2 separate regions of the Homo sapiens genome follow, and region 2 is linked to region 1. A link is an interaction called in ENCODE POLR2A ChIA-PET data of the cell type or tissue named here. Cell type or tissue: B cell. All regions are shown on one strand. Links, peaks and the distances in the headings refer to the core of each region. The heading gives the core; the rest is flanking DNA. Region 1 overlaps IFT52 (intraflagellar transport 52). Region 2 holds the start of OSER1 (oxidative stress responsive serine rich 1).

Region 1 (16,552 bases), core at 3,967-11,966:
CCAGCTACTTGGGAAGTGGAGGTGGGAGAATCGCTTGAACCTGGGAGGCGGAGGTTGCAGTGAGCCGAGATTGCGCCACCGCACTCCAGCCTGGCGACAGAGACCCTGTCTGAAAAGAAAAAACAAACAAACAAAAAACTGCTGAACTATATACTTCAGAATGGTTAAGATGGTAAATTTAGGAAAGATTAGGTGTGTTTTTTCACAGTCAATAAAACAAAAAACCCAGAACATAGAAAGAGCCATTTTACAGAGAATGGGAAGTACCTTTGTGCTGAGAGAGAATATGGGGAATAGAGAGGTTGAGGCAGGGCAAGGCCAATGTGGTCCTTAGATTGAGGCAGGCCAAGGTCTCCTGCTGTTACTCTGGGTGGTGCCATGGGGAAGAGGTCCACTGGGGAGCATTTCTAGTGCACTTTGTTTCTCAATTTGATTGCAAAGTGACCTTCCCCCGCTGGGAATGGCATGGAGAGGGACATGATTGTTTGATCAGGTTAATTGACAGAAGGAGTAGAAATTACCATTGGGAATGTGGAGGTAACCAGCAACTCCTACCCACTGAGACCCTGAGGGATATGTACACACAGAGGGCAGTGGCCTGCAGAGCAACACTCTATTGCTTGTTGGGCTTCGGCTCCATCTCCCCATCCACCTAGCGAAGCCAATGAGAGAGTTGGCCTGATGTTTGCCAGGGACCAACCAGCCTCAGGAACACAGGGGCATCCAAAGAGAGGGTCAGAACCTGGTGCCTGGGCCTTTTCCCAAGTGGAGATGGGTGCCAGGCCAAGCCTTAGTTTGGGCTTCCAGGCATGGTAGGCTGATGCATCCAAGAGACACAAGTCCTTCGAGAGGCAAATTTGATGTAACTTTAGCCTAATAAAACGTCCTCTCCCAGACCAGTCCCTGACACCATACCTTCTCTTTAGAGTTGGAGTGAGGTGGGAAGAAAAGGGAAAAAAGCTGTTAGCTTTTTTTCTAGGAATCAGCATTCCTTTGTGTTACAGTTCTTCCAATGGGCTCATGCTTGTGAGATCACTGCTTTCCTTGTCATTGCTGCTGGCCTCCTAGACTGTTACCCCTGGAGAGCTGTGTGATGCCTTTTTCATGTTGACTTCCAGAAACTTCTGTGACAGGACAGACATCATATGTCTGATATTAGATGCTAGTATCATGCTAGAAACTAGGCTGAACAGTCTTTCCTTATTTCCACCTCAACTACATTGACGCATTACACTAGCTTTGTGGTGGTATTCAGTTACGACCAGGTAACCACGTGGCTGAGACGAGTATTTTCCAACCCTAACAGACCAGCATCCACCTATATTACAGATGCCAACTTTGTTACCCTGAATTGAAATGCAAAGATAATCTAACCCACCACCATTAAAAAAGTAAAGCAATATAACTTCCTAACTTTAATGTACAGAAATTAAAGGATGATTTATAAAAGAATATGTGTATTTCAAATTGTAAATGTTTATGCATATATATACTAGAAGAATATACATATTTCAGTTTGTTAATGCTTGGTCATACATGCATTAGAACACTTCTTTATGTTTGACATTTTGAAATAAATGTTTAATAAGTATGTAGAACTCCGATGAATGGGATAGGTACATATGCAGACTGGTGGAAGTGATGTATTGGCAATTCAAATCATGAGCCGTGTTGCTGTCGGTGATGTGATTTTTCCAAAATACTGACTAACTCTTGGTAAAGTTCTATTTTTTTTTTTTTTTCCTGAGACGGAGTCTTGCTCTGTCACCCAGGCTGGAGTGCAGTGGAGTGATCTCAGCTCACTGCAAGCTCCGCCTCCCGGGTTCACGCCATTCTCCTGCCTCAGCCTTCCGAGTAGGTGGTACTACAGGTGCCCACCACCACGCCCGGCTAATTTTTTGTATTTTTAGTAGAGATGGGGTTTCACCGTGTTAGCCAGGGTGATCTCGATCTCCTGGCCTTGTGATCCGCCCGCCTTGGCCTCTGGTAAAGTTCTGTTAATAAAAAGAGTATAATTCTTCTCTCAGTTTACATGGTAGTTGGGTACCTCCGAATTCAGTATATGTTAAATCGTGCAAAAAATACTTTGTACAGTATTTACATAGAATTTGAGCTGGGCGCAGTAGCTTACTCCTGTAATCCCAGGAGTTTGGGAGGCCGAGGCGGGTGGAACACCAGACGTCAGGAGTTTGAGACTAGCCTGGCCAACATGGTGAAACCTTGTCTCTACTGAAAATACAAAAATTAGCCAGGTGTGGTGGCAGGCTCCTGTAGTCACAACTACTCAGGAGGCTGAGGCAGGAGAATCACTTGAACCCAGGAGGCGAAGTTTGCAGTGAGCCGAGATCGAGCCACTGCAGCATGGGTGACAGAGCAAGACTTCATCTCAAAAAAAATAAAGAAATTGGAGTTAGATTTTAGGCTGAGCTTCTTTTGTTTGTTTGCTTTTTCTTTTTTAAACCTCCGTGACTATCTGAGAAGATATTCAAATGCTGTGGAATAGTTCTTTACTGTGTGGGACTGGTCTGAATATTGCAGGACCTTAACTTCCCTGCCCTTCACCCGCTAAAATGTCCTTAAACATTAATATTATGGCATTAATATTTTGCCATATTAATATTAATATTATGGTGATCCAGAATACATGCTAGATGGTTTAAATGCCTCCACTGAGAGCCACTGGCCTGGATCATCCAGTCTCGATTACAGGAAATACCTCACATTTGCTGCCACACTAACAGTGTGAATGCATTCTAAGCCAATTTCTAAAATTCAAGTCTGCAAAATTAATCTTTCTTCCTGTTTTTGCCATAAAGAAATAAGAAACCTCCAGTTTGTACCAAATATCCATTCTTTTGTTAGAAGGGTCTCACTTACGTGTATAGCTGGAAACTGGGTCATAATTCATGTAAGCTCCTTCAACTTTTGCCCACCTGTGTTATTGCACACCACATCCTTCATGTATCTTTTTCTTAAAATGCCAGATGGCCAATAGGACACAGTAGATACCAATAACTACTATATACTCATTGCATTTAGGCAACATGGACAAATCCCAGAACCACATAATCATGAAAACCAAGTCCCAGTAGAATTTCCCAAGCAAAAGCTATGTTCTGAGAATATATATTGCAAACTAGACCTGGCTTGCTATTATCAGTCATAGAACATAGCATATATTTAGGGCTGTCTGGGAAGAGGAGTTTGAGAGGAAATCAAAAGGAAGGAAAAGGAAGATGAATTTAGGGAGAGATTCAGTCTGTTGTTCAGGGTCCAGGATCATGCAGTTATAACCCATTTGTTTTGTTTTTCTGTTGTTGTTCCAAAAAATGTTTACTAAGGATCTGTTACACACCTAGTAACAGGTCCTAGGACTAACGCTAGGGATCAAAGTCAAATAGCACATGATCTCTCCACTCAAGGAACCGATAGTCTAGGGGAAATGACACAAATGGACCATCTACCAATAATGATCAATGTTCTAAGTTCCACATTTCTACAGAAACACAGAAAAGAGGCATTGGATTATTGGGTCCAGAGGAAATGGACTTTGAGCTGATTTTTATTTTATTTATTTATTTATTTATTTATTTATTTATTTATTTTGAGACAGAGTCTTGCTCTGTCGCCAGGCTGGAGTGCATTGGCGCATTCTCGGCTCATTGCAACCTCCGCCTCCCAGGTTCAACTGATTCTCCTGCCTCAGCCTCCCGAGTAGCGGGGATTACAGGCATCTGCCCCCACACCTGGCTATTTGTATTTTTAGTAGACACGGGGTTTCACCATGTTGGCCAGGCTGGTCTCGAGCTCCTGACCTCAAGTGATCCACCCACCTCAGCCTCCCAAACTGTTGGGATTACAGGCATGAGCCACTGCACCCCGCCTTAATTTTGATTTTGAAATAATTCATTTTTTATTTTGTTTTGTTTTTTTGTTGTGTTTCGTTTTTGAGATGGAATCTTGCTCTGTTGCCCAGGCTGGAATGCAGTGGTGCAATCTCGGCTCACTGCAACCTCCACCACCTGGGTTCAAGCAATTCCCCTCCCTCAACCTTCCAAGTAGCTGGGGCTACGGGTGCATACCACCACGCCTGGCTAATTTTTGCATTTTTAGTAGAGACGGGGGTTTCACCATGTTGGCCAAGCTGGTCTCGAACTCCTCACCTCAAGTGATCCGCCTACCTTGGCCTCTGAAGATTCATTTGTTTTATACAGTGTGGGGAAGGCAGGGGGAGAGGAAAATTCAGGGAGCATACAAGAGCGAGAGGGCCGTGCTGTGGCAAATCTAGTCTGGGCAGTAGTTTCCAAAGTAGGATGCATGTGATGAATCAGTGGGGTGCCAAAAGGAAATTATGTTTATTATTCATATTTTCATTACCCTTAAAACATTTCCTTTTTGGGAGTTGTTTTGAATTATAAAGTACATATTTTATATAGAGATACATACATATTGAATGTATTTATATACATGTTCAGATTTTTTTCTGCTGGAGTGCTTGATGAAGAAAGTTGAGAAACTATTTGTCTGGACCACCCACCCCAGATTTTCTCAGGCTAGACCAGCAAGATCAACCCTAGATTTTTCTCCCTTCCCCAGCTTTGTGAAAATGAGAGAGCTTCCAGGAGATAAGCAGAAAACATGCGTTTCTCTCTATGGTTTGGTTGGTCAATGACCTTGAACAGAATTCCTCCCAGGTGTGGTATGAAATGACTTCATCCTGATATCCTCTGTGGGCAGTCAAGAGAAGGCATTGTCTAAATCAGTGGTTCTTAACTAGGGGTGATTCTATTTCTTCTTCTCCTGAGGGAACATGTGGCAATCTCAAGAGACATTTTTGGTTGCCAGGGGAAGGTAGGTACAACTGGCATCTAGTAGGTGGAGACCAGGGGTGCTGCTGAATGGAGAACTGAGTGCTTCCTTTAGTTAAGTTTTTCACTTTTGACTTGCTCTCTAGATAGTCAGCTTTGAAATTGTCAATTTACTTTGAGTATTTTGGAGCTTTATGCTCAAAGACAAGCTTGGAGATCCTACATAGAGAGTACTTTTTATCTTATATACATTTATATGTAAATGCCTTATAGATTTGAAATATGTATTTTTCATCTAGTTAAGGTCTTATTCATGGTATTTCGGGCAAAAGTCTTTCAAGTATATTCATAGATTGCTTTTTTCCTTTGTGTAGTTTGAAATCCTGAAGAAATATCTTGACACTGGTGGAGATGTCTTTGTGATGCTAGGAGAAGGTGGAGAATCCAGATTTGACACCAATATTAACTTTTTACTAGAAGAATATGGAATCATGGTTAATAATGGTAATTAGTATTATTATTTTCAGTAGAGGCAGTACTTTTCTATCTATTATTTGATATCATAGCCCTCTAGGTCCAGTGGCATAATGGAAAAAGCCCTGGGCTGTGTGTGCGTGTTTTAATGTTCCATTCTCATCAGCAGTCTGAGCCTCCTAGGCTTGGGCTGCTTCCATTTATAAAGCGAGATGGATTGGAACCAAGTTCCAGGGTGCCCTTCAGGTCAAAATTGGTATGAGTCTATAATATCGAATTTATTTCTAACCTAAAATATACCTCCTTCTCTTTTTCCCTCATAGATGCTGTGGTTAGAAATGTATATCACAAATATTTCCATCCTAAAGAAGCTCTAGTTTCCAGTGGAGTCTTGAACAGGTAAGCATGTTGAAAGCAGAAATATCTTGGCAAGGCATCGTCGCTCACACCTGTAATCCCAGCACTTTGGGAAGCCAAGGTGGATGGATCATTTTGAGGTCAGGAGTTCCAAACCAGCCTGGCCAACATGGTGAAACCCCATCTCCCTGTCTAAAAATACAAAAAAAATTAGCCAGGCATTGTAGCAGGCGCCTGTAATCCCAGCTACTCGGGAGGCTGAGGCAGGAGAATCACTTGAGCCCGGGAAGCAGAGGTTGCATTGAGCTGAGATTGCACCATTGTACTCTGGCCTGGCTGACAGAGCGAGACTTCATCTCAAAAAAAAAATAAAGCAGAAATATCCTTACACATAACTCTCATTTCTTCTACATAAATCTTCCCTCGTCTCTTCTCATACATTCTTTTCACTGCCCTTTCTTCTTTCTTGCCTTTTTGTTTTGTGTTATTATAATTTATTTTACTATATTACTACTACTCATTCATCAAATTATTTTTCTTCATCTTTTGAAACTTACTTCACATTCAATTTATTTTTTGTTTATATATATATGTATTTTTTGAGACAGAGTCTTGCTCTGTTGCTCAGGCTGGAATGCAGTGGTGGGAACACAGTTCACTGCAGCCTTGACCTCCCAGGCTTAAGCAATCCTCCCACCTTAGCCTCATACTTGCTGTACTAATGAATGCAGTGTGAAATTCTCAAATTTTTTTTGTTTACTAGATTTTAATTTTTCTTCTTCAAGGGAAATTAGCCGAGCTGCAGGAAAGGCTGTGCCTGGGATCATTGATGAGGAAAGCAGTGGAAACAATGCCCAGTGAGTGTGTTTTCTGATGCCACATGAGGAAGATGTATCATTTTGGAGTCTTCTTTTTCAAAATGAAAAGAGCTTTTGTTTCTGGTTACAAAAATAATCAGAATTTGAACAGTTCAAGAGGAAAAAAGTAGAAGCTCTGCACTGTAAGTCCATGCTCCTCCCCCTGAAGGTAGTCTTAATATAGTATTTAGGCCCAGCATGGTGGCTCACGCCTGTAATCCTAGCACTTTTGGGAGGCCGAGGTGGGTGGCCCACCTGAGGTCAGGAGTTAGAGACAAGTGTAACCAACATGGCAAAATCCCATCTCTACTAAAAATACAAAAATTAGCCAGGCGTGGTGGTGTGCACCTGTAGTCCCAGCTACTCGGGAGGCTGAGACAGGAGAACTGTTTGAACCCCGGAGGCGGAAGTTGCAGTGAGCCAAGATTACGCCACTGCACTCCAGCCTGGGCAACAGAGCAAGACTCCATCTCAAAAAATATATAGTATGGTATTTAGATTTCTAGGTTTTTTTTTTTCCATGTATAAAGTTATAGGTGAGTACCTCTTCATTTTTAATGACTGGATTAAATTGGATATATCCCAGTTTATCTAACCAACTCCCTATTATTGGACATTTAAGTAGTTTATAATGTTTTTCTTTAATAATACCACCTAATGTTTGTCAAGCATCGACTGTGTGACAGGCATGTATTACCTCATTTAATCCTTACAACTCTGGAAAGTTAGAGATGAGATACAGAGATGTAATTGCCCAAATGCACATGACTACTCTGTGTCAGAACTTAGATGCAAACATAGGCAGTCTATTCTAGAGCCTGCACTCTTAACTTCTGTTCCGTATTGTTGTTATAGACAATTTTATAGCCGGGTGTGGTAGCTCACTCCTGTAATTGCAGCACTTTGGGTGGCCAAGGCGAGTGGATCACCTGAGGTCACGAGTTTGAAACCAGCCTGGCTAACATGGCGAAACCCCGTCTTTACTAAAAATAGAAAATTTAGCTGTGCGTGGTAGTGGGCGCCTATAATCCCAGCTACTGGGGAGGTTGAGGCAGGAGAATCACTTGAACCTGGGAGGTGGAGGTTGCATTGAGCTGCCATCGTACCATTGCACTCTAGCCTGGGGGACAGATGGAGACTTCGTCTAAAAAAAAAAAAATTATATTTGTCATTATAGATAATAAAGCACAAATGAACATCTTTTTTTTTTTTTTTTTTGAGATGGAGTCTCACTCTGTCACCCAGGCTGGAGTGCAGTGGCATGATCTCAGCTCACTGCAACCTCCGCCTCCCAGGTTCAAGTGGTTCTCCTGCCTCAGCCTCCCATGTAGCTGGGATTACAGGCATCTGCCACCACACCCAGCTAATTTCTCTATTTTTAGTAGAGATGGGGTTTCACCATGTTGGTCAGGCTGGTCTTGAACTCCTGACCTCAGGTGATCCACCTGCCTCGGCCTCCCAAAGTGCTGGGATAAGTGAACATCTTTGTATGTACAGTTTTGTGCACTTGTGGTAGTATTTTTTTTTTTTTAATTGATCATTCTTGGGTGTTTCTCGCAGAGGGGGATTTGGCAGGGTCATAGGACAATAGTGGAGGGAAGGTCAGCAGATAAACAAGTGAACAAAGGTCTCTGGTTTTCCTAGGCAGAGGACCCTGCAGCCTTCCGCAGTGTTTGTGTCCCTGGGTACTTGAGATTAGGGAGTGGTGATGACTCTTAACGAGCATGCTGCCTTCAGGCATCTGTTTGACAAAGCACATCTTGCACCGCCCTTAATCCATTTAACCCTGAGTGGACACAGCACATGTTTCAGAGAGCACAGGGTTGGGGGTAAGGTCACAGATCAACAGGATCCCAAGGCAGAATTTTTCTTAGTACAGAACAAAATGAAAAGTCTCCCGTGTCTACTTCTTTCTACACAGACACAGCAACCATCCGATTTCTCAATCTTTTCCCCACCTTTCCCCTCTTTCTATTCCACAAAACCGCCATTGTCATCATGGCCCGTTCTCAATGAGCTGTTGGGTACACCTCCCAGACTGGGTGGTTGCCAGGCAGAGGGGCTCCTCACTTCCCAGTAGGGGCAGCCGGGCAGAGGCGCCCCTCACCTCCTGGATGGGGCGGCTGGCCGGGCGGGGGGCTGACCCCCCCACCTCCCTCCCGGACGGGGCGGCTGGCCGGGCGGGGGGCTGACCCCCCCACCTCCCTCCCGGACGGGGCGGCTGGCCTGGCGGGGGCTGACCCCCACCTCCCTCCCGGACTGGGTGGCTGCCGGGCGGAGACGCTCCTCACTTCCCAGACAGGGTGGCTGCCGGGCGGAGGGGCTCCTCACTTCTCAGACGGGGCGGCTGCCGGGCGGAGGGGCTCCTCACTTCTCAGACAGGGCGGCTGGGCAGAGACACTCCTCACCTCCCAGACGGGGTCGTGGCCGGGCAGAGGCGCTCCTCACATCCCAGACGGGGCGGCGTGGCAGAGGCGCTCCCCACATCTCAGACGATGGGCGGCCGGGCAGAGATGCTCCGCACTTCCTAAATGGGATGGCATCCTAGATGGGATGGCGGCCGGGCAGAGACGCTCCTCACTTTCCAGACTGGGCAGCCAGGCAGAGGGGCTCCTCACATCCCAGATGATGGGCGGCCAGGCAGAGACGCTCCTCACTTCCCAGACGGGGTGGCGGCCGGGCAGAGGCTGCACTCTCGGCACTTTGGGAGGCCAAGACAGGCGGCTGGGAGGTGGAGGTTGTAGCGAGCCGAGATCACGCCACTGCACTCCAGCCTGGGCACCGTTGAGCACTGAGTGAACAAGACTCCGTCTGCAATCCCGGCACCTCGGGAGGCCGAGGCTGGGGGATCACTCGCGGTTAGGAGCTGGAGACCAGCCCAGCCAACACAGCGAAACCCCGTCTCCACCAAAAAAAATACGAAAACCAGACAGGCGTGGCGGTGCGCGCCTGCAATCACAGGCACTCGGCAGGCTGAGGCAGGAAATCAGGCAGGGAGGTTGCAGTGAGCCGAGATGGCAGCAGTATAGTCCAGCTTCGGCTCGGCATCAGAGGGAGACCGTGGAAAGAGAGGGAGAGGGAGACCGTGGGGAGAGGGAGAGGGAGAGGGAGAGGGAGTGGGAGTATTTTTTAGGGTAAATTTCTCAGCATTGAAATTTCTGGGTCAGAGGTCTTCCAACAGATGGGTTACCAAATGTAATGTGTTACCAGATGTCTCTCAGGGAGGTGGTACCACTTACAGTCCCTATGAGCACACACCTTTTTCCTCTCTTGCCAGCATGGAGTATTCTAGTAAACATCGTATCTCTTTCTTTTAATTTGCATTTTTTTAAATTATTAGTGCATAGGATGACCTTTAAAGTCTATTGGCTGATTGTATTTCTTCTGTGAACTTCATGTTCATTGCTTTTTGGCCATTTTTCAATTGATGGTTTGTCTTTTCGCATTCATTTATAATACCTCTGTACTTTGAAATATTTTACCCAGTAAAAATTGACATTCTTATGTAGTTAAAGCATGTTACAAAGTTTTAGTAGTGAAAATAATGTGGTCCGGGTACCGTGGCTCACCCCTATAATCCCAACACTTTGGGAGGCTGAGGCAGGCAGATCACTTGAGCTCAGGAGTTCAAGACCAGCTTGGGCAACATGGCGAAACCCTGTCTTTACAAAAAAATACAAAAATTTAGCCGGTCGTTGGTGGCTCGCACCTGTATTCCCAGCTACTCAGGAGACTGAGGCTGGAGAATTGCTTGAGCCCAGGAAGCAGAGGTGGCAGTGAGCCGAGATTGCGCCGCTGCACTCCAGCCTGGGTGACAGATGAGACTCTGTCTCAAAAAATATGTAAATAAAATGAAATTAAAAAATAAAATAATGTGATTGGCTGTGTGCAGTGGCTCACACCTATAATCCCAGCACTTTGGGAGGTCGAGATGGGCCAATGGGTTGAGGCTAAGAGTTCAAGACCAGTCTGGGCAACATAGTGGGACCCTGTCTCTACAAAAAAAAAAAAACTGAAAATTAGCCATATGTGGTGGCACACACCCATAGGCCCAGCTACTCTGGAGGCTGAGGCAAGAGGATTGCTTGAACCCAGAAGGTTGAGGCTGCAGTGAGCCGTGATCATGCCACTGTACTCCAGCCTGGGTGACAGAGCAAGACTATCTCAAAAAAATAATAAAATGTGGTCATAGTTCAGAAATAGTTTTAAAAAAATAAATAATACAGATTAAAATTAGACCAAAAACATATATGGAGGGTGGGGATTATTTGTGTATAGTAAAAGTGGCATTTCAAATATTAGAGATGGATGGCATAATTCTGGGTAAACATTTGGAGAAATAGTTTCATTTTCATACCACACCCCAAAATGTATTCTGGATAGGCTAAAATTTTTAATATTAAAAATGAAAGCATATGCCGGACGCGGTGGCTCACGCCTGTAATCCCAACACTTTGGGAGGCCGAGGTGGGCGGATCACCTGAGATCAGGCGTTCAAGACCAGCCTGACCAACATGGTGAAACCCCATCTATATTAAAAAAAACAACAAAATTAGCCAAGGATGGTGGCGGGCACCTGTAATCTCAGCTACTCAGGAAGCTGAGACAGGAGAATCACTTGAACCTGGGAGGCGGAGGTTGCATTTAGCCGAGATCACACCATTGCACTCCGGCCTGGGCAACAGGAGCGAAACTCCGTCTCAAAAAAAAAAAAAAAAAAAAAAAATTAGCCTGTCGTGGTGGTGCATGCCTGTCATCCCAGCTACTCGGGAGGCTGAGGCAGGAGAATTGCTTGAACCCAGGAGGCAGAGGTTGCCGTGAGCCAAAATCGCACCACTGCACTCCAGCCTGGGCAACAGAGCAAGACTCCGTCTTGAAAAAATAAAATAAAATTAAATTAAATTAAATTAAATTTTAAAAGAAAGCATAGAAGTACTTAAAGAAGCCCAGGTACGATGACTCATGCCTGTAATCCCAGCATTTTGGGAGACTGAGGCAGGCAGATCACCTGAGGTTAAGAGTTCAGGACCAGCCTGGCCAACCCCCATCTCTACTAAAAAATACAAAACTTAGCCAGACGTGGTGGCACAAGCCTGTAATCCCAGTTACTCGGGAGGCTGAGGCAGGAGAATTGCTTGAACCCGGGAGGCGGAGGGTGCGATGAGCCGAGATTGCATCACTGCACTCCAGCCTGGGCGACAGAGCGAGACACCAACGCAAAAAAAAAAAAAAAAACCTTAAAAAAAATAAGTGAATATTTTAAATTCTTGGAGTAGGGAAGACCTTTCTTAGTAGAAACAAAGTCAAGTCATAAGGGGGAATATGTATAGCAATATAATTCACAGAGTTAATATTTTTGACTGTCAAGAATCAATCTAGGCTGGGCGCAGTGACTCACGCCTGTAATTCCAGCACTTTGGGAGGCTGAGGCAGGCAGATCACGAGGTCAGGAGATCAGGACCATCCTGGATAACACGATGAAACCCTGTCTCTACTAAAAACAAAACAAAACAAAATTAGCCAGGCGTGGTGGCGGGCACCTGTAGTCCCAACTACTCGGGAGGCTGAGGCAGGAGAATGGTGTGAACCCGGGAGGCGGAGCTTGCAGTGAGCCGAGATCACGCCACCGCAATCTAGCCTGGGCGACAGAGCGAGACTCCGTCTCAAAAAAAAAAGAAAAAAAAAAAGGAATCAATCTAATTATTTCACTTTGTGTCAGCTTATCCAACTGGTATAGGTAAAAGAACTGTAGACTTGGAATTAGAAGGAATTGTTAGAAGTTCCTGATTCCCTCTCTTACTTGCCAAGGGTGACCCAAGGCATAGTAACTGTTAGTGTCTGTTTCCCTATCTGTGTAGTGGGGATAATGTTAACCTTACAAAATTGTTGGAAAATTTCAGTAAGGTGATATTTGTGAAAGTGCTTTGTAAAGTTGAAAGCCTAGTGCCCTACTTGTTGTTGCGTTATGACTTTGTAATTAATTATAGTGAAGGGAATATGTCTAGTTGTTCCTTTCCTGGATTATCCAGGAAACAGCTTCCTGGTAGACTTTGAGGTATGGACTAGTCCTGCTTCTTGCTTTGAGGTATCTTTGCCTGTTGGAGTCTCAGATTCTCCTTTATCCTTATTTCCTGTTATGTCCCTTCTCCCTTCTCTCACTCTGCTGTAGCCACACTGACTTTGTTTCAATCCTTAAATAAGTGAAGCTTGTATTCATCTTAGGGACTTTACACAAGCTATTCCGTCTTTTAGGAAAACTCTTTCTGAAACTTTTCACTGAGCTAATCTTATTCATTCACATGGTTTGGAAAGTTCTGTTTTGGGGATGGGTGTTTAAGTTTATACTTAGTCTTATCAAAATGTCAGTCTTTTTTTTTTTTTTTTTTTTTTTTTTTGGAGACAGAGTTTCGCCCAGGCTGGAGTGCAATGGCACCATCTCATCTCACTGCAACCTCCACCTCCTGGGTTCAAGCAATTCTCCTGACTCCCGAGTAGCTGGGATTACAGGTGCCCGCCACCACACCCGGCTAAGTTTTGTATTTTGAGTAGAGACAGGGCTTCACCATGTTGGCCAGGCTGGTCTTGAACTCCTAACCTCAGGTTAGTCTGGCCTAGTCTCATTGATTTTTTTAGTAGTAATAAAAGAAATACAGGAGTGTAAATAATAGCAAATAGGCCGGTCACAGTGGCTCACACCTGTAATCCCAGCAGTTTGGGAGGCTGAGGCGGGTGGATCACCTGAGGTCAGGAGTTTGAGACTAGCCTGACCAACATGGTGAAACCCCATCTTTACTAAAAGTACAAAAAGTAGCCGGGCGTGGTGGTGCACACCTGTAATCCCAGCTGCTCGGGAGGCTGAGGCAGGGGAATTGCCTGAACCCAGGAGGCAGAGGTTGCAGTAAGCTGAGATCACGCCATTGCACTCCAGCCTGGGTGATAAGAGCAAAACTCCATCTCGAAAAATAATAATAATAATAATAATAGCAGATAGTTTTTATCTTGCTACTCAAGTGTCCGTTCTCCCTTATGCCTTGAGAATCATCTTCCATTGATTGCATTTTGGGAAAATGTGGGGGATAGATGTGCATTGACCTCCATATGACTATTTCTCCCACCTACTTTTTCTTCCTCCATGGACAACTGCTTGTTTTCTTCTGCTTCTGGCCCAGAGATCATGGGCTGTAATCCACCTTGCTGGGATACTGCTGGAGTAAGGGTAGAAGGTGGAGTTTGGAGAATGTGGGCCAAGTACCACTTCTCTTTCATAGTATGACAACAAAAGTCATAGGGTAGATGAGATTTTACTGAAGGAATGGGGAAGATTAACACCAGAGGGAGGCCAGGCCCGGTGGTTTATGCTTGTAATTCCAGCACTTTCGGAGGTCAAGGTGGGCGGATTGCCTGAGCTCAGGAGTTCAAGACCAGCCTGGGCAACATGGTGAAACCCCGTTTCTACAAAAAATATAAAAATTAGTAGGTGTGGTGGCATGCACCTGTGGTCCCAGCTACTCAGGGCACTAAGGCAAGAGAATCGCTTCAGCCCAGGAGATTGAGGCTGCAGTGAGCCATGTTCATACCACTGCACTCCAGCCTGGGCAACAAAGTGAGATCCTGTCTTAAAAAACAAAACAAAACAAACAAAAACACTAGAGGGAAATAATTTTAAACTTAAGCCAAAAAGAATTTTTGTTGTCTAAAGAAAAAGGGAAATTAAAATCTCTATGAGGAACCCCTCATGGGTGCTTCCCCTATACCCCCTCCCCCAGTTTCTAACCTTACGCCCTGGTGTTGAGATCTGTGTTTCTCTCCATTCTGAGAGCACTTCCTTCAAGCTTTGCAGAGCTCCATCTTTGAGTAAAACCCTAACCCCTCCTACATGGGTTGGCTTCACCCCAGAATCTGCACCCCACCTTTGCTCCTCTATCCCACACCCTCTCCAGGAGTACATTGCCCCAGGTCAGACCAATTCACTCTAGATAATCTAAGACAAGTCTTTGTTAGGACAGTGGAGAGTAGAGGAGGGACTCCAAAGCAGATCTGTGTAGAAGTGTCCATTATAGCGTATATTTATGCCTCTGTTCATGTGACATTTAACTGGTAACATACCCATCCAGTGATATACATTAATTCTTAGAGATAGCACTAGCCAAACCTAAGGAAGAAGAACGTATTTACCAGTAAGATATTATTATGCAGAGCAGCTTGAGTTCAGTTCTTGGATGAGGCCCCATCCTCTTCCTCCTCCCTCCATCAGGGGCTTCTTTAGTTCTCCCAGTTACAGTCACTTACACTTTCCTGTTAATTTACTTTCATGTTTTTTAAAATGCTTTATTAAATGTGTAGCTAGAGTTGTCCCAGTTTTTAAGTTAACAAACCAAAGCTTAGAAAAAATTTTTTGTTTGATAATGAATCAAAGAGTGTTACTCAGCTGAGCACCGTGGCACACGCCTGTAATCCCAGCACTTTGGGAGGCCAAGGTGGGCAGATCACTTGAGGCCAGGAGTTCAAGACCAGCCTGGTCAACATGGTAAAACCCTGGCTCTACTAAAAATACAAAAATTAACTGGGCGTGATAGCAGGCACTGAGGCTGCAGAACAGCTTAAACCTGAGAGGCGGAGGTTACAGTGAGCCAAGATCGCACCACTGCACTGCAGCCTGGGTGACTGAGTGAGACTGTTTCAAAAAAGAGTGTTACTCAAGAAACATTGAGATTATTTTCAGAATTTTTGTATTCATGTTTTTAAAATTTGAATGTGTTTCTTTAATTTCTTACAGGGCTCTCACCTTTGTGTATCCTTTTGGTGCCACATTGAGTGTCATGAAACCAGCAGTGGCGGTTCTGTCTACAGGTTCTGTCTGCTTCCCACTTAACAGACCCATTTTGGCTTTCTATCACTCAAAGGTACAGCTTTTCTTAGATATGGGTATAGATGTTATTTTTATTGTTGAAATAATAAAAACCACCTTACCATTTCCAGAAGGCTTCTATATGTTTTCTCACTGGTCTTCCTGCCAGTCCTGCAAAGTAGCATTTCAGCTATATACATTTTGCTTATGGGGAAACAGTGGATTGTCCAGTAATTGATGAAGTTAAGGCCTAAACCTAGCTCTTATTATTCTAAACCCGAAGCTTTTCCACTGTAGCATGAGGCTACCTGTATTATAACTTTTTTTTTTTTTTTGAGATGGAGTCTCTGTTGCCCAGGCTGGAGTGCAGTGGTGCAATCTCGGCTCACTGCAAGCTCCACCTCCCGGGTTCACGCCATTCTCCTGCCTCAGCCTCCCGAGTAGCTAAGACTACAGGCACCTACCACCACGCCCAGCTAATTTTTTGTATTTTTAGTAGAGACAGGGTTTCACCATGTTAGCCAGGATGGTCTCGATCTCCTGACCATCCTGCCTCGTGGTCCACCCGCCTTGGCCTCCCGAAGTGCTGTATTATAACTTTTAAAATAACTTTTTTTTTTTTTTGATCCCATGGCAGCATATTGATGAAAATAACTTTTAATCCTGTCTGTGACTATGGGCTGTCACCCTCAGTGTAAAGAGAATACATTCAGGAACAGATGGAGTTAACATATTACACAAAATAGCACAGAATTATGTTGCTGTTAGTTTATACTAGGAAAATATATCAGAAAACTATTTTTCCAGTTATTATCCTAGAGACCCCATAGAAATGTGGGCACAGCTAGTCCCAGGCAGTGACCCAACATCCCACTGCCTTTCTTTTTCTTTTTTTTTTTTTTTTTGAGATGGAGTCTCACTCTGTTGTGCAGGCTGGAGTACAGTGGCATGATCTTGGCTCACTGCAACCTCCGCCTACCAGGTTCAAGCAATTCTCCTGCCTCAGCCTCCCGAGTAGCTGGGATTACAGGTGCCTGCCACCAAGCATGGCTAATTTTTGTATTTTTGGGAGAGATGGAGTTTCACTATGTTGGCCAGGCTGATCTCGAACTCCTGACCTCAAGTGATTCACCCACCTTGGCTTCCCAAAGTGCTGGGATTACAGGCATGAGCTCTGTTGCCCAGGCTGGAGTGCAGTGGCGCAATCT
Region 2 (16,552 bases), core at 4,116-12,115, 600 kb after region 1:
TCTATCCTGCGACTGTCTCAGCAACTGAAGACAGAATGTGTCCACCAGCCAGGACGGCCAACCCCAGGCAAACAGGGTAGAGTAGGAGTTTTCTCTCTTATTTAAGCACTTATTAATATCCTTGAATTTTTGCTTCTTGGCCTCCAACGGCTAAAAAATTTACCATACGGTGCTTTACAAAAAAAGTTTGTCAACCTCTGACCTAAAAGGCAGTACAGAGACAAGGATTTGGAAAAAATGTAAAAGTTAAGAGAGATGACAGAGTAAGTCTGGAATTTCTGAAGAAACGAATACAGAGAACAGAGGACAAGTGATTTTTATAGACATAATGACCAAGAAATTTTCTGAATTGATAAGAGAATCTATGAACACAGGAAATACACTGGAGCAGGATAAAAAGAAATCCACATAAGAGACACTCTGTAGCAAAACTATAGAATAGCAAAGACAACAGGAAGATCTTAAAAGCAGCCAGAGACTAGAAAGATTATTTCCAAATTAATAACAATTGGATTGAAGGTATGCTTTTCAATACCAATGTAACGAAACCAGAAGACAATGAACTGTACCTAATTTAAGTGCTAAGAGAAAATAACTGTCAATCTAGAAATATAATGTCAACTATATCAACTCTATCTTTCAAAACCAAGGAAGAAATAAAGACATTTTCAGATAAATGAAAGCAAAGTACAGTCTTCTGTATCCACGGATTCTACACTTGTGGATTCAACCAGCAGCAGACTGAAAATACCCCTTCCACCAAGTTCCAAAAAGCAAACCTTGAATTTGCTGTGCTCTAAGCACTATGCTGAGTCTGTGTGAGTGAAGTGCTGTGTAAGCATTGTGGTAGGTATTATAAGTACTCTAGAGATGGTTTAAAGTATACAGGAGAATGAGCATAGGTTGTATGCAAACACTATACCATTCTGTCTAACAGACATAAGCATCCTCAGATTTTGGTATTGAGAGGGGCGTGTGAGTGGGGAGGACCTGGAATTGATCCCCCATGGATACAGATGATTGTTATTTACCAATAGGACCTGATGGTATTTAACATCGGGGGCCCTTTCAAATGTATTTATATGGAGTTATACAATGCAGAGGTCCTATTTACTAATAATAAACCTTCACTAAAGAAACTACTTTAGGAAAAAAGTAAGTGATTGTATATGGGAGGTCTGAGGTGAAAGCATGGTGAGGAAAGAAGATATAAGCAAACAGAAAAATCTAAATAAACACTGTCTGCTTAAATAATAATAAAACCTAGTCTGTGAGATTAAGTAACGACTAAAATATTGGGCAACTATATCATGGAAGTCAGGAGATCAGAGGAAAGGGTTTCTAAGGAGAAGGGCTAAATTACCATTAATTTTTGTCTTTGTTAAAAGCATGCATGGTAAAATCAAGGCTAACAACTACTGAAAGAATAGAAACAAAGTGTGCCATTTCCAAACCACTAGAGGAAAAGAACAAACAAAATCCTTGAAAACAATTGTGTTTAAACAATTGGAAAGGAAAGGAGGAGAGGTAAGGTGGGAAAAAAATAGAAAAAAGCAGGACAAATAAAGTAAAATGACAGAATCACTTCTGAAGATACCAATAATCAAATAAATGTAAATGCACTAAACTCAGCAGTTAAAAACAAACTGATCACATTGAATAAAACAGAAAAAAATAAAACCTAGTCATATGCTATTTATATGAAACACAGCTAAAATACAAGAACACAGAACGCTTGAAAGACTAGTAGGCTGGGTGTGGTGGCTCACACCTGTAATCCTAGCACTTTGGGAAGCCGAGGTGGGTGGATCACCTGAGGTCAGGGGTTTGAGACCAGCTTGGCCAACATGATGAAATTCTGTCTCTACTAAAAATACTAAAATTACCCGGGCATGGTGGCGGGCACCTGCGTAACCCCAGGTACCTGGGAGGCCAAGGCAGAACTGCTTAAACCGGGGAGGCGGAGGGTGCAGTGAGCTGAGATTGTGACACTGCACTCCAGTCTGTGTGACAGAGCAAGAACAAGATTCCATCTTAAGAAAAAAAAAAGAATAGAAAAAGACACACAAGCGAAACACTAACTAGAAGAAAACTTTAAGACAAAAGCCATTATGAGGGATTAAGAATGTCACTACATAATAAAAGTTTCAATTCACCAGAAAGAAAACATTCTAAACCTATGCTATATAAATCCAACAAAATAACCTCAAGATACATAAAGCAAAAACATAGAATTTAAAGGGAAAATAGACAAATACACTTCCATGGGGTAGATTTCAACATACATCTCTATTATTTGTAAGTCAAGTTGACCAAAAAATTGAAAAAAAGGTTCCAATAACACATTTAAAAGCCTGACTTAATGGACAGAGAACCCAAGAATAATTAGAGAAGTCCCAATCTTCTCAAACAGACATAGAATATTTGTAAAAATTGACTATGGACCAGGCCAAAAAAAAGTCTCAGCAAATTCAGCAAAAGAAGGAATAGGTCCTCATCTAATCATTGGGTCTTAGGTTCTATATCATAACCTAACTCTTTTCTGGACACTCAGAAAGGAAAATCCAATACTATTATAATATTGGAATAAAAATCATCTCAATAAGAAGCTCTTACCCGTGCCAACTGTCTTTAGATGCACATGTGGTTTTAGGTTTGGTATCATCTGTTGCTGTTCTGACTGGTGCTCTGACACCTGTGCCTTCTCCAACAGACAGAGATGCTACAGACCTGAAGACAAGAACAAAGTTTACAGCTACAAAAAACTGTAAAATGAGGAGAACATATTGTTCTCACTAGCTCAAATACAACTTTTATCAATACATTTTTTTTTCTAGTTTGGGTTTCTCAAAAATTGCTCAGCTTTTAATGTAAATTTTCCTTCAAAACCAAATCTAGAGTATCCCTAAAAGCCCATGGCTGCAAAATCATAAGCCAAAGAATGACTGGTAAGTGTACCCAGCAGCAGGATATAAATAGACTTTCAGGCTGTTTCCCTGGGGCAGATCAGGCCTTATGGCCAGAGAATGCTAATGACACTGACCATTTATCTTATGCGGGCAAACCAGAGTCATGGAACTAAACTTAGTTTAGGAGACTCCATCTAACTTAACACTGAATACATTTTCAAATATTATGCAACTTTTAGAAAAATATTCTAACTTTTGCAACAAATGAACTTGAAATATTACTCAGAGTTAAATCCTTGCGGTTTAAAATTATACAGATAATATGGGTTCCCAGTAAAGAACGTGAAAAAATCTAAAAGCAAGAAAAACAGAATCATCCATACCTCACAACCCAGAGACTACCAACATCAAACATTGGTGGAAATCCTTCCAGACTTTTTTCACACACACACACACACACACACACACACACACACACCCCTCCTACTATACATGCTATGGTGTTGACAAAAATTCTTTAGAAAGCGACATTAATCTACTAAAATGAAAGGATGTTCAACAAAACATAATTGAAAGTAAAAAGTAACTGGGAATAACCTAAATATCTAATAGAAAAAAAATACTGTATTTCTAAATTATGGCATATCTATATGGCAAAATGTTGGGAAATTATTAGAAATTAAGTGTACAAAGAACTTTTAATGATATGGGGGAATGCTTATAAGGAGAAAGCAGCATGGTTAAACACCTATACATATATTATGATCTCAACTATGTAAAATAAGTATAGGCTATCATGAACCAGTGGTCTAGATGTTAACAGTGGTTACGGTAAACTGTGATTTTTACTTCTGTTTTTATCCTGTTTTGTTTTTGTAAATTTTTCTATAATAAGCATGTATTATGTTACAATCAGATAAATAGGATATTGTTTTGTAATAAATATATAGAGATTTGTCCTAATAAGACAAATACCACTAAGGAAAACCTGTTGAACAGGATCATGCTAAATTCCTGGCAAGGCCTGGTTAGTTTATGAGTCAATCCTCAGATATCCCATTTGTAAACTGGCAACAATATAAAACAACTAGAATGTATGATACACTACTACACAAGTCTTATTCTGCTTAGTCATGCTAATGACTCACCCCTTCTCTTATTTCATTTTCTCAAATATTCTCCTTCCCTTCTTATAATTTTACTCAAGGCAGAATATATGCTACAAATATAATTTTACTCAAGGCAGAATACATGCTACAAATATATAATTTTTTTTCATTTCAGCTTTTACTTTAGATACAGGTGGTACATACACAGGATTGTTCATGGGTATACTGGACCCAGGTAGTGAACACAGTACCCTATAGGTAGGTTTTCCACCCACATTCCGCTCCTGCCCTCCCCACGCCAGTAGTCAGCGGTGTCTATTGTTCCCATGTCCACGTGTGTTCAATGTTTAGCCCCCACTTCTAAGTGAGAACATGCAGCATGTGGTTTTACAAATACATAATTTTTGACCATATATTTTGAAAAATTTTTAAATAATGTTCCAAGTAATTTTTAGGGATACCAAAATGGCTTAATTTTACTTTTTTTTTTTTTGAGACAGGGTCTCGCTCTGTTGCGCAGGCCGGAGTGCAGTGGCATGATCTCAGCTCACTCCAACGTCCAGCTCCCGGGCTCAAGTGATCCTCCTACCTCAGCCTACAGAGCAGCTGGGACTACAGGCACGCACCACCATGCCTAGCTAATTCTTTGTTTTTTTGCAGACGGGTTTCACCATGTTGCCGAGGCTGGTCTCAAACTCCTGAGCTCAAGTGATGTGCTCACCTTGGCCTCCCAAAGTGCTGGAATTACAAGCATGAGCCATCATGCCCGGCCTGGCTTTATTTTACATTTCAACTTCTTAAAACATCAGGAAAGAAGTCCGTGTATCAAGAGTTACTTATACAAAATTACACACTAAGAGATTTGTATGTATAATTGTGGGTACACATTCCTAGTATTTTCCTGATATAAAAAAATTATTCCTATATAAGAAATCACAAAGGATACACTGCAGCCACAATCTGGAACTCTCTGCTTCTCTGCTTTGCTTCTGTTTCCCAAGACAATTTATCAAAGTACTGATATGAACTGGCAAGTTGACCATATTAGAAAACCATCAGGAGGAAAGATATGTTTTTGAAGTAACATGGAAGCAAATATGAGCACCTATAACATCTACTGTGCAAATCTATCAGCATAAATCTTCTCATTTGATAGCCCAAAAATAGTACTAGCAATAGGCAGGTGGCTGTAACAACAACTAACATCTAGTTTTCACTTTGTGCTAGGTACTGCATGCATTTCTTCCTATCGCCTTCAAGGTACCACATAAAGGATGGTTAAGAGCAGAGGTTCTGGGCCAGACGCAGTGGCTCTCGCCTGTAATCCCAGCACTTTGGGAGGCCGAGGTGGGTGGATCACCAGGTCAGGAGATCAAGACCATCCTGGCTAACACAGTGAAACCCCGTCTCTACTAAAAATACAAAAAATCAGCCAGGTGTGGTTGTGGCCGCCTGTAGTCCCAGCTACTCGGGAGGCTGAGGCAGGAGAATGGCGTGAACCCGGGAGGCGGAGCTTGCAGTGAGCTGAGATTGCGCCACTGCACTCCAGCCTGGGCGACAGGGCCAGAATCCGTCTCAAAAAAAAAAAAAAAAAAAAAAAAGAGCAGAGGTTCTGGAGACAGGCTATCTAGGTTCAAATCCTGGCTCTGCAACGTCCTACCAATGTGACTTTTAGCAAGTAATTTAATTTGTGTGAGTCTCATCTGTAAACTGAAATGACAGTAGTACCCATGTCCTAAGGTGTAGTGAGAATTAAATAATGCGCACAAAGTACTTAACCCAGTGTTGAGGGCACAGGAAGTGAATAATAAACTTTAATGATGATGATTATTACTTGTGGGTGTTCTACTCTGAGCTTCCAGTGTTTAGTTTCCATTTATGAAAAGAAATTCTTATATCCATTAAAAATGTTGATTTATTTTGGCCTGGGAGAAAGAATTGGTGTGAGAAGAGTCTTACACAGAACATTTTGCAAAGGGTGAAATACTAACATTCAGAGAGCAGCTGGTATGCAGGTGCTCTAATTAGTTTGGCCAAAGGGTCCAAGGTTATTGATCTCAGTGACAGAACCCTCCTGAATAGAGGTTTCCATAGTGATAGACTGAGCAATCACAGACCATGAAATCTACAATGTCTTCATAGATTTCCACTGAGCCAACCCACTTTTAGTGAAAAATACTGTGATTCCCTTGAGATGTATGATAAAATCCCTAGTGGGACACCGCTTGATAATCTTTGATTAAAAAGAAGTGGGGGGGAAGCCCTCCTCAAAGTGAACGAAACCAAAACACCCAACCTGGGAGGGCAAATGAACTGCTACTTTTCAAATTTAACCAAAGGGTTTTCTTTTTAAACTAAAACAATACTGTGCAGAATCTGGAAGAATGTCGCACTATTAGCATTTATATCTTCTTTCAATAATGAGAAATATTAAAAGAGGAAGAGCTTTTTAGGGAAAAGGGACTATTTAAAATAAGTAAACAAATAATTCCAAATAATATATTACATATTTAATTACCCTGATGCATCCACTCTTAATTTTTTGAAAGCAGTCTGTAGACTCTCCTCCTCTCCATCCTTGGCTTCGGATTTCATTGTGCAAGTTTTTACACTACTTATCGATGTTCCTGTTTACACTAAAAAAGAAAATAAAGTGAGCAAAGTAAAAACAGGTGGGATCAAAAGTATACCTGTTACCATTACTGTTAGAAAAAAAAAGCAAATTTTTATTTCAAAAAGGAAGTTTCAGTGTAGATAACTGGAGACTATAGGTTTTATTTCTTAAAGGGAAACAAATGAAATGATACCAAAAATGGATATGTACTATGACAGAATATAAACTGTTCACATACTTGATGCCAAAATCCTATTACACAATTTTGGAAACTAGATGATCTAAAATCTATGTTTCAGTATACATACTTTTTAACGGGAATCTCCCCAGTTGGTCTAGAAACCTATGAACAAAATGACATCAGAAATAAAAGGGAATAGCTAAAATTATAGCACTCTGATTCTTTAAAATGACACTGAGTATTTGTCTGGCCTAACCCTAGTTAAGTATAACTTTCATGACACATGATAGCATTTCTCTAGAGCAGTCCTGACCCAGACAGCTATGTTCACAGGAAGACACGTTTTAGAGAACAAGACGTTACCACTGTGAAAGCAGAATTAGAAATGCACTCTACCAGTAAGGTTGATACTTCCATTTGTGTTTTTCTTCATAGCCTGGAATAGTGTAATTAATTGTTAAACAAGAAAGAAAATAAATGAACTATACACTTGCAACCCCCTAAAAACTTCATTGTGCACATGAGTGGAAAAAGAAAAGAAAACAAACAAACTTCTCTTTAGCCTAAAGAAAGGTTGAAAGTAAAGAAAAAAAACAGAAATGACTATTGTGTAGACGCACCACTAAATGATCTCTTAACTAGTTTGATTAATCAAAGTCCTCCATATTTTCCACCTGATTTTTATATTTAAACAGAGAAAGGTAGATGAAGAACCAACCAAAGCAACAAGAAACACAACAGAGAAGTCTGTTAATAAACCCTTGAATCTAGTCTCCAAATTATTTTTTCACTCAGGGTTATTAGTACCAAATTTTGAATACAAATTAAGCAAACCAGCATCTATGAACATATCAGAGAGAATCAGAAGAAAAGTACCACAAAAAAAATAGAAATAGAGAATATTTGAAGCAAAAGGTTCACTTCACCTCTTTATTTCTAAGCCTTTACCCGCCCCCCCCCGCCCCCACCCCTCTTGGGCATTCTCAGAGGGAGCAGTGCCTCTCCAACGGCCCTTGGGTCCTCTCTGATTCATATCTGCTCGTTTCTCAAGGTGGCTCCGAAGTTATTGTGAGACCTCTAATATTCCAAAGGTCAAGGTGTCATAATGTTTGATATAAAGTAACCATTATATTATTGTAGTACCAGCGCAAAATAAAGAGGCAAGGAATCAGGACTTTTCACTTTACTTATTTGCGGAAGTTAAGGTATTTTAGGCAGAGCTCTCTGGGGAACACTGAAAACAGTCTCAAAAGAATTCAGCTACTAAAAAAAAAAAAAAAAATTCAGCCAGCCTGCACCTCAACTTCTTAGGACAAAAAAATAATTTAGATACATTCTCGACGTATATTTTGCTGGTTTATTTAAGTACATAAACATGAAGAAACATTATCCACACAATCCCATGCTTCACTAGTCTCTAATTCTCAGTTTAGGGTAGGATCCCCCAAATACACAATCAATTCCTATATACCTGGGGGGAGAGGTGAGCAATCACTTATTTCAATATTTTCAAAGCTTCACATCATCTAAAAGAGTACTATTGCAGGTTGTAAACAAATCCTTCCTGCTGGTAGAACTAAATTGAAGTTTGACTTACAATGTTCCTCAATTACCTTATGATCCGTTAGTCAATGTTCAGCTCTTACCGAGTTCATAAATCATCTGAGCCAATCTCCCCAACCCGCAGACCGCCCCCCAAGTCCTCTTTAGCCCTCTCTGGAAATCAGTCAGCATTTACGTACACATCACATTTAAGTATACACTGCTGAACCCTACAGGCAGAAATTCATTTCTTTCACAAATATTTACAGAATTCCTACCACGTGCATGGCACTAGAATGAATGCTAGGGATAGAAGCCCAAACTCCATTTCCGTAAGGACTAGAATCTCATTCCTGCCCTCCAAGAGCTTACAATGTAACACTGTGCTAAGAGGCTCTGAACCTACATATGTAACTTTTAATTATACCATGCTGACTTAATAGCATGGCAGGTGATCACCCTAGATGTTAATACAAACTTTACATTCCTGTTGACACACTAAAAGATCTATCATCTAAAAACCAAAACAGGCCAGAATTAAAATCTGGCTACAGACTAAAACTTCAGGAATGAAGTTCTGTCTAAACCATTTTCAGACTTCCAGCATTTTTTTACTACTCACTTTTTTTCTCAGTTATTTTAGCCAAGAGCAAATGAGCGTTAGGCATAACCTTAAGAGCTAGAGAAGAGCATGTTTGTAATTATAAAAGGCTCATTATGCTCCTCTGCATCCCCAGATCCCCATTCAAAGAAAGGGCTGTACAACTAACTCCGGACAACAGATATAATTGGCTTGCCTTTCTTCATTAATATTAAATTTGTGGGAGACAGTCTTGGCGTTTTCACTGCAGTGAACTCGTGAAGTTGAACAATCTCCAAAGAGATGAAACTTTAAAAAGCCTATTCGAAGTTAAAGTCAAATCACACCAGGCAATTTAACTTTGCCTCGGATTTTCCACAACCTTACAAAAATTACAAAGTTCTTCTAAGTTCCTCCATCAAAAGGCCAAATTCCTGGTTTTTTCTTTCAACAAAATGGATGCGTCACAATCTTATTTACATCTTGCCGTTTTAACCAAGACCTCCTTGAATCCCAAGCCTAGGTCTACACTTCCAGGCCCCTGAGAAGACCTAAGAACGATCAAGAAGGGATGCGCGGGTAAGCGTTGTCATCACAACATTAAAGATTTCGAAACTCCCAGACCACCAGAAAGCGTAGAGTATGGGGAAGAAAACCAAACCCAGCAACTCTAAGAGGCAAACTAGACCGGGAGGAAACAATCGGCCCCCAGGACAAAAAGCACATTCACACCTCTCCGTGCAACCCACTCATCCCTTTATACTCGCAGCGCTGCAGCCAAAGCACAAAGTTCTTTCTTTTCACCCAGAGTCTGTGCCTGTCGCGGTTAAACATGAACGGAGGAAAATTCCTAGTCAGAACCCAGAGGGGTAGGACGGGGCTTGGAGTGTGGGGACAACGCCAAGCAGGGAGCTGTCCAGGGGCACTGCCCGCCCGGGGTCTCCAGCTGTGAAGTTGCGCTCCTCGGGAGATTCCTGGGGTCAGAACGAGAGGCTGGAGTCGGAGCGAGGCACAAGGGATGCGGGAGAAGAAAGGAGTGGGGCCGAAGAGGTAGCCAAAGAGAATGGGGCTCCGAGGCGAGAGAGAAAGGACTGGAAGGGGCAAAGGGCGGCCAAGGAGGGCGAAAAGGGGAAGCTGCCGCTGGGCGGGAGACGGCGGAGGAGCGAGACGGGGCGGGGGACCGCGGGAGGACGGGAAGGCGGGAAGGGGAGAGAGCGTGGAGCTCGGAGCTCCAGCAGGCACAGGCCGCGGCAGATAAGGGGGCGCGGAGAGGCCCAGGCCCGGCCCAGGCAGGAGGCGTCGGGAGACGACGCGACCCAAGGCGGGCGGGCCCGGGGAAAACCGCCCGCGGCCAGACCGGCAGTGGAAGCTGAGACGCAGTGCTGCGGCCCCTCCCCGTCACGTCAGGGCACTTACCTCCTCGCAGCTGGGACGCTCCGGTGATGCGGGGCAGTCAGTTCAGAGCGTCTCTCCCAAATCTCGGCACCCGACTGACCCGGATCCAAACCAGCCAAGGGGGCGGCCCGCGCCTCGGGAGTCGCGTTGCGCCTGCGCACTCCGGCATGCACCCCTCCCCCTGCTTATGCTCCTCCCACCCCAGTGACTCGGCAGCGCGGCAGCCGACGACTGCGCAGACGCAGGGCGGCGGCCGCGCCTCTCCAACGCCCCGCACCCGCCCCCCTCAGAAGCACGTGCGCCTTACGTAATTTCCTGTTATTCTTCGGTTTGCCTCCTCCCAGTGGCGTGGATTTGCTCCCGACCCGCTTTTGGGGCGTGCCTGCTTCCTCCTCTCTGTTAGGTGAGTGAGTAGGCGTCATTCTTCACAGTAGTCCTCTGCCTCCACCGCCCCGGGATCTCCTTGCGCTCGGTCCTCTACGTGGAGTCACCTATGCAGAGGAATTCCACGGGGCGGGGGCGAGGACAGGGTGCGGGGGTCTTTATGGCAGACAATCCCCGGCTGAGCGCTTGGCCAGAGTTTCTGTGATGCTAGAATCTGGACTGCCTGCGACCTCTCCGGGACTCGGACACCAGCCCTCGCCTCCTGGTGATCTTTTAGGTCCTGCAGAGAAGTGAAGAGGTATTGGACGTGGCCAGGGTCAATAGTGTGAAGCCAGAATTAGAATTGAATTGAAATGCCTTCGGTTTTGATATCTCTGCTGTTTGTCTTGAGGCAACTGCTTTTCCTCCTTTGGGCCTCTCAGTTTTCCATCTAGTAAGTGAGGAAGTTGAACCTTATCGGTGAATCTCGTGTTTTCAGGCGTAGACTCCTTTGAGAATCTGGTGAGAACTGTAGATCCTCTTGCCAAAGAAATGCACCTACACACCAAATTTTGCAAAAAGATTTAGGCAGTTCACCAAAGGAGATGAATTTTAGGATTCTTTACATTTTTCTGATTCTGAATGTTGCTCAGATGGTAGGCGGGAAAAGGTGATCTGTGCAACAGCTGCCACCCGCTCCATCACCAGGACTGGTTCTGCTGATCTAGCTGTGCCTCTCCTCGCCTGCCAATCTCCAGCTCCACGTCTGCACTGCTCAAAGCTTCGTGAGAACAGATGATTTTGCGCAATTGAGTTGGATGGCGTTGATTGTGGCCCACCCCTAGAGTGAGGGTTTTTCCCTGAACCAAAACTGGCCCCATCCACCGTCATTCCCCAATACCTTAGTTGTAGTCAACTAGATAGGCTGCCGAAGATGGTTTAACTGTGTCCAGCTTAACTACAGCCAGGCTTTGGAATGCCTGGCCTATGTCTGTAAATGAAATCTAACAATTTATTGTATAACGTTGTTAAACATGAAGCATGATGTTGGCCCTGGATAAAACATTTTAAATTCTCGTCGTTCATACCAGAGGCTCAGTAACTGACCGGTTGAAAGAAAACTGTTCATTGTAACCTAATGATGCTAGTTAGATAGCATTAGATTATGTTAGAGATCAGATAACTTGTTCTAGCTGCCTTTGTCCTGTCTCACAGTGCTAGTAAGTCAGGATTTAAACTGCCCTTCTCAACATCTCTTGGACAAGAAAAAGCGGGAAATATGATGTATTTATTTTCTCAGACCTTGCCAAGTGAAATGTATCAAAACCAAACATGTCTTTTTAAGCTGCCACTTCAAAATATAACTTAAGATAAAATCTCATATATCCTTGAGAAGGCCTGGCACGGTAGCTCATGCCTATAATCCCAGCACTTTGGGAGGCCGAGGCGGGTGGATCACTTGAGGTCAGGAGTTTGAGACCAGCCTGGCCAACATGGCGAAACCCTTTCTCTACTAAAAATATGAAAAATTGGCTGGGCATGGTGGCGCATGCACCTATAATCCCAGCTACCCGGGAGGCTGAGGCAGGAGAATCTCTGAAGCCGGGAGGCGGAGGTTGCAGTGAGCCGAGATTGCGCCACTGCACTCCAGCCTGGGCCAACAGAGCAAAACTGTCTCAAAAAAAAAAAAAAAATCTCATATATCCTTGAGGGGAAAGAATTGTCTGGATCGTGATTGAATTCCCAGGGCTTAGCACACTTCCTGGGGATTAGTAGATGCTCAATACAGTTTTGGTGAATTCTCATTTTACCTGCTTTCCATCCCTAATTATATTAAATACCAAAAACTAAAAAGTTACAGTATTTCATTTTATGTAAGCACATCTCCATCATAAAGAGTTAGATGCTTTCCAAGAATGTGACTCATTACTCGGGGAGTACTTGGAAGGTGGGAACCTCTTGTGAATGCTGAAGCCTGTTAACTCACACACCTGACGTGGCCTGAAGTTTTAAGTCATTATACATAGGACTGGCTCACGGTGTGATACATCATGACTTGGAAAGAGATAGAAAAGCTACAAAATGGGATGGATCTGAGTGAACAAAAAGCCAGATCGGTGTCCTATACCAGCAATTCCAAGTCTTTTTAACCATGGGAAAAAAACCTGAATTTGTGTGTGGACTTTATATTGAAGAAATCAACTTTGTATTAATGCACATGGTAATGCCATTTAATTAAAAAGCTGTGGTAGATGTAAAATTCCTCTAACAGTGCTTCTTTCTTGCTACAAGTGTCTTGTACATGCTTTAGTAAGAGAGACTTAATTCCATGAATTTATACTGCAAGAACAATTTATATAGGAAGATAATAGTTTCTCTTAAAAAATAACTTTGGAGAAGCCAAGTCCAAAGTAATAAAGAAAATTATTTGCCTAACCATGTGGCTGCCATCCTACCAGTTGGTAATCTGGAAAATATTCTGTTCTTATGTTTTAAGACTCAAATTAATTTATTTCTTACCTCGATATACTTTTTTAAATGACTTAGGGTAGGCCAGGCGTGGTGGCTCACGCCTGTAATCCCAACACTTTGGGAGGCTGAGGCAGGTGGATCACCTGAAGTCAAGAGTTCGAGACCAGCCTGGCTAACATGGTGAAACCCCATCTCTACTGAAAAATAAATAAATAAATATACAAAAATTAGCTGGGAGTGGTGGGCACACACCTGTAATCCTAGCTACTTGGAGGCTGAGGCATGAGAAGCCCTTGAACCCAGGAGGTGGAGGTTGCAGTGAGCTGAGATCATGCCACGGCACTCCAGCCTGGGCTACAGAGCAAGACCTTGTCTCAAAAAAAAAAATAAAATTAAATTAAAATGACTTTGGGATAGAAGATAGTGATAATGATTATTTGTCTTGATTTACAAGATGTTAGCTCATGTAATCTTCATAACCAATTTGTGAAATGTACTTCTATGATGTCTGTTTTACAGCTGAGGAAACTAGGCTCAGAATAGTTAGATAACTTGTCCAAGGTTACATAGTTTGTAAGTGGTAGAACGGGGATTCCAATCTAGGCAGTCTGACTATAGCACCCTGCTGACCGCTGAGTTACACTGCTTTCCTTAGCCTCCCCACCTTCACCTCCTGTATGTACCCAGCTAGACCAGGGATACCTGCTTTCACCTGGAAAATACCACTGGGTTTGAGGAAATTGGCTGCCCAGGGCCTAGGACTGTTCCAGCCACTCTTTCTTTGCATATATTTGAACCCAGCAGGCATATTTCCCTCTCAGGTCTTTTGTATGTATTTCCCCTCCTGGAGCATTGTTTACTCACAGTTCATCTTGTCATTCAAAGTCTCTGCTCATATCAGCTCCCCAGGGGGGTCTTCCTTGGCTTCCCCAGCACCCCCTTCACTGTGTATCCCTTTACCCTGCTTTATCATAGCACTTGTCACTACCTGACAATGTATAGTTATTTTTTGGTCCCCTCACTAGAATAGAAGCTACCCGAGGACAGGGACTTTGTGTCTTTTTTTTAGTCACTATTTTTTTTAATCAAAGATGCACATTTTCCCACAATTTATTAATAGCGGTTAGAAAATCTGAATGTGTCTTATAATCGCCAGTGTGTCCTGGTTTAATTGGTAGTATTTTTTTCTTTCTTACTTGTTCCTACAGTAAGTGGTGAGTCTTTAAAATGATGGTGTCTTAGAATTGATGAAAATACAGTGTATCCCCAAGGCCTGAACTCTATGTGGCACATAGTTGGCTCTCAATAATTACTTGTTAAAGGAAGGCATTGAGTGTTGTGTGCCAGAAACTATTGAAACCTTTTTTTTTTTTTTGAGATCTCGCTCTGTCACCCAGGCTGGAGTGAAATGGCACAATCTTGGCTCACTGTAACCTCCGCCCCCAGGTTCGACTGATTCTCGTGCCTCAGCCTCCTCAGTAGCTGGGATTACAGGTGAGCACCACCATGCTCTGCTAATTTTTGTATTTTTAGTAGCAATTTATATCATTCCAGCAGACTCTTAGAAAGTAGATGGGGAGGGTGGGGAATGTAAGAGAGACCAGTTAGAAGACACTCGAAATAATCTGAGGGAAGACCAGAATGGGAACCATGGCTGAAGGATGGTGAGACCAGCAGGGCTCGGCAGCCTGCTGAGCAGATGTCTGGCCTGAGCCGTGCCAGTAGGTGGCCCCCTTCACTAAGGAAGGGAATCCAAGAAGACTAGGTTTGGGGAGTGTGAGACGGTTTGGTTTTGAACATAAAAGTTTCAAGTGCAGATGAAAGGAGGAATCAGGTCCCAAAGGCTGCAGCAAGGGACTTATCCTGAGGTTTCTCCTTCTGAGAACTGTAGGAGCTATGGAAAGAAATGACCAAATTTATTTTAGAAAGATGACTGGTTTCAGCGTGAGCCGGCATGGTGATCCAGGCCTGAGATGATGGTGATCGAAGGGGCAGGTGGCCCTAAGTATGGAGAACAAGTGAGCCGATTGGAAAGTTGCGTAGATCAGGCCTTGGGGAGAGATTGACTACGAACAGGATGGGCAGTGAGAGAAAGCTGACAATGATACTTTGCTTTCCAGTTTGAGCAACTGAATGGATATTGGTGCCCATCTCAATTAAACTCTGTTGAACCCAGCTGACAGTGAGCAGAGGAAGAACATTTAAATGGAGAATCATAGTAACAGCTAATACTTTCTTTTATTTCTTTCCTTTTCTTTTCTTTTTTTTGAGACAGAGTCTTGCTCTGTTGCCCAGGCTGGGGTGCAGTGGTGCAATCTTGGCTCACTGCAACCTCTGCTTCCCTAATTCAAGTGATTCTCCTGCCTTAGTCACCCACGTGTGCCACCATGCCTGGCTAATTTTTGTTTGTTTGTTTGTTTGTGGAGACAGCGTTTTGCCATGTTGGCCAGGCTGCTCTCGGACTCCTGGCCTCAAGTGATCTGCCTGCCTCAGCCTCCCAAAGTGCTGGGACTGCAGGCATGAGCTACCATGCCCAGCCTATGAGGGCTAATACTTTCATAGCTCTTCCTATGCATCAGAAGACTCATTTTAATTCTCACCACAATTCTATGAGATTACCATTATCACACTCATCTTCCAGATGAGGAAACTGAAGCAAAGAGAAGTTAAGTAACTCACCAAGGTCACACAGCTAACAAGTGGCAGAGCTAGAATTTGAACCTAGGCAGCTTGGTAGAGTCTGTGCTGTCACTGCCTCTCTGTGCTGATATATCTCTAAATTAGTTCAGTTTGGACAGAGTGAACCTGAGAGATCCGTGGGGCAGCCGCGTGGAGGTGTCTAGCAGGCATGCAGATATATGGTTCTGAAGCTCACATGGGAGGTGGGGACTGGAAATAAAGACTGTGGAGTCTGCATACAGGTGGCCATTGAAGCCACAGGAAAGGTCAGGACCCTTAAGGAGAGGGTGGGAGATAATCAGAGGAAAGAAACAAGGGAGCCCTGGAAGGCAAACACAAGCATTCCAGTTGTGGGAAGGACATAGTCCTTTCTGCAAATGAATACACTGCACCTGGCTTATAGATCTTCAGTCAACAGATAGTCCATCCCGCAGAATTTGTTTGGCTCTGGGTACCCTGACAAAATGGAGTTCCTGGAGCCACAGCCCTAAGGACCTGCCTCAATGGTGGTGATCCTCCCCACTTTCTTCTACCATGAGAGTCCACTGGGGGCCTGTTGGCTTCTCTGGGCATCTGTTTTTTGCCCCTCCCTACAACTGAAGAGCCTCCAGCTCCTCTGTCTACCACCCGTCCACTTCGTCAGCTCAGGTCCCCTCCCTGTCTCTACGACCACAGTAACATTTCACCTGGAGCTTCTTCAGGTCCCTC

Evidence for each region. ChIA-PET counts read pairs that join two places held together with the same protein. Peaks named below come from ENCODE experiments on the same cell type or tissue, not always from the same donor. Only the 100,000 strongest peaks of a DNase experiment are listed, where the experiment ranks them.
Region 2: POLR2A ChIA-PET joins it to region 1 with 5 read pairs; 2 of 35 experiments call an interaction of 5 or more read pairs at or near these places.

Annotation. Positions count from the first base shown.
Region 1 is chr20:43,598,578-43,615,129 of GRCh38, forward strand. It overlaps IFT52 (intraflagellar transport 52), which reads left to right. Exons shown (of 14, transcript NM_016004.5): 4 at 5,183-5,312; 5 at 5,606-5,681; 6 at 6,425-6,496; 7 at 15,273-15,399. Among named protein-coding and RNA genes, the nearest start is that of IFT52, 16 kb to the left of the region's middle. RefSeq lists an enhancer at 8,788-9,629. In B cell, for the core only: no CTCF peak of the experiment used is centred there; no DNase peak of the experiment used is centred there.
Region 2 is chr20:44,200,345-44,216,896 of GRCh38, forward strand. OSER1 (oxidative stress responsive serine rich 1) reads right to left here and starts at 10,427. Exons shown (of 4, transcript NM_016470.8): 1 at 10,352-10,427; 2 at 6,537-6,654; 3 at 2,617-2,730. The coding sequence starts at 6,613. OSER1-DT (OSER1 divergent transcript) reads left to right here and starts at 10,616. Exons shown (of 3, transcript NR_038339.2): 1 at 10,616-10,733; 2 at 14,544-14,659. RefSeq lists enhancers at 3,386-4,585, 9,837-10,456 and silencers at 10,116-10,185, 10,381-10,829, 14,877-14,966. In B cell, for the core only: no CTCF peak of the experiment used is centred there; DNase peaks (open chromatin) are centred at 7,154, 8,037 and 10,547; H3K4me3 peaks cover 4,648 bases; H3K27ac peaks cover 5,993 bases.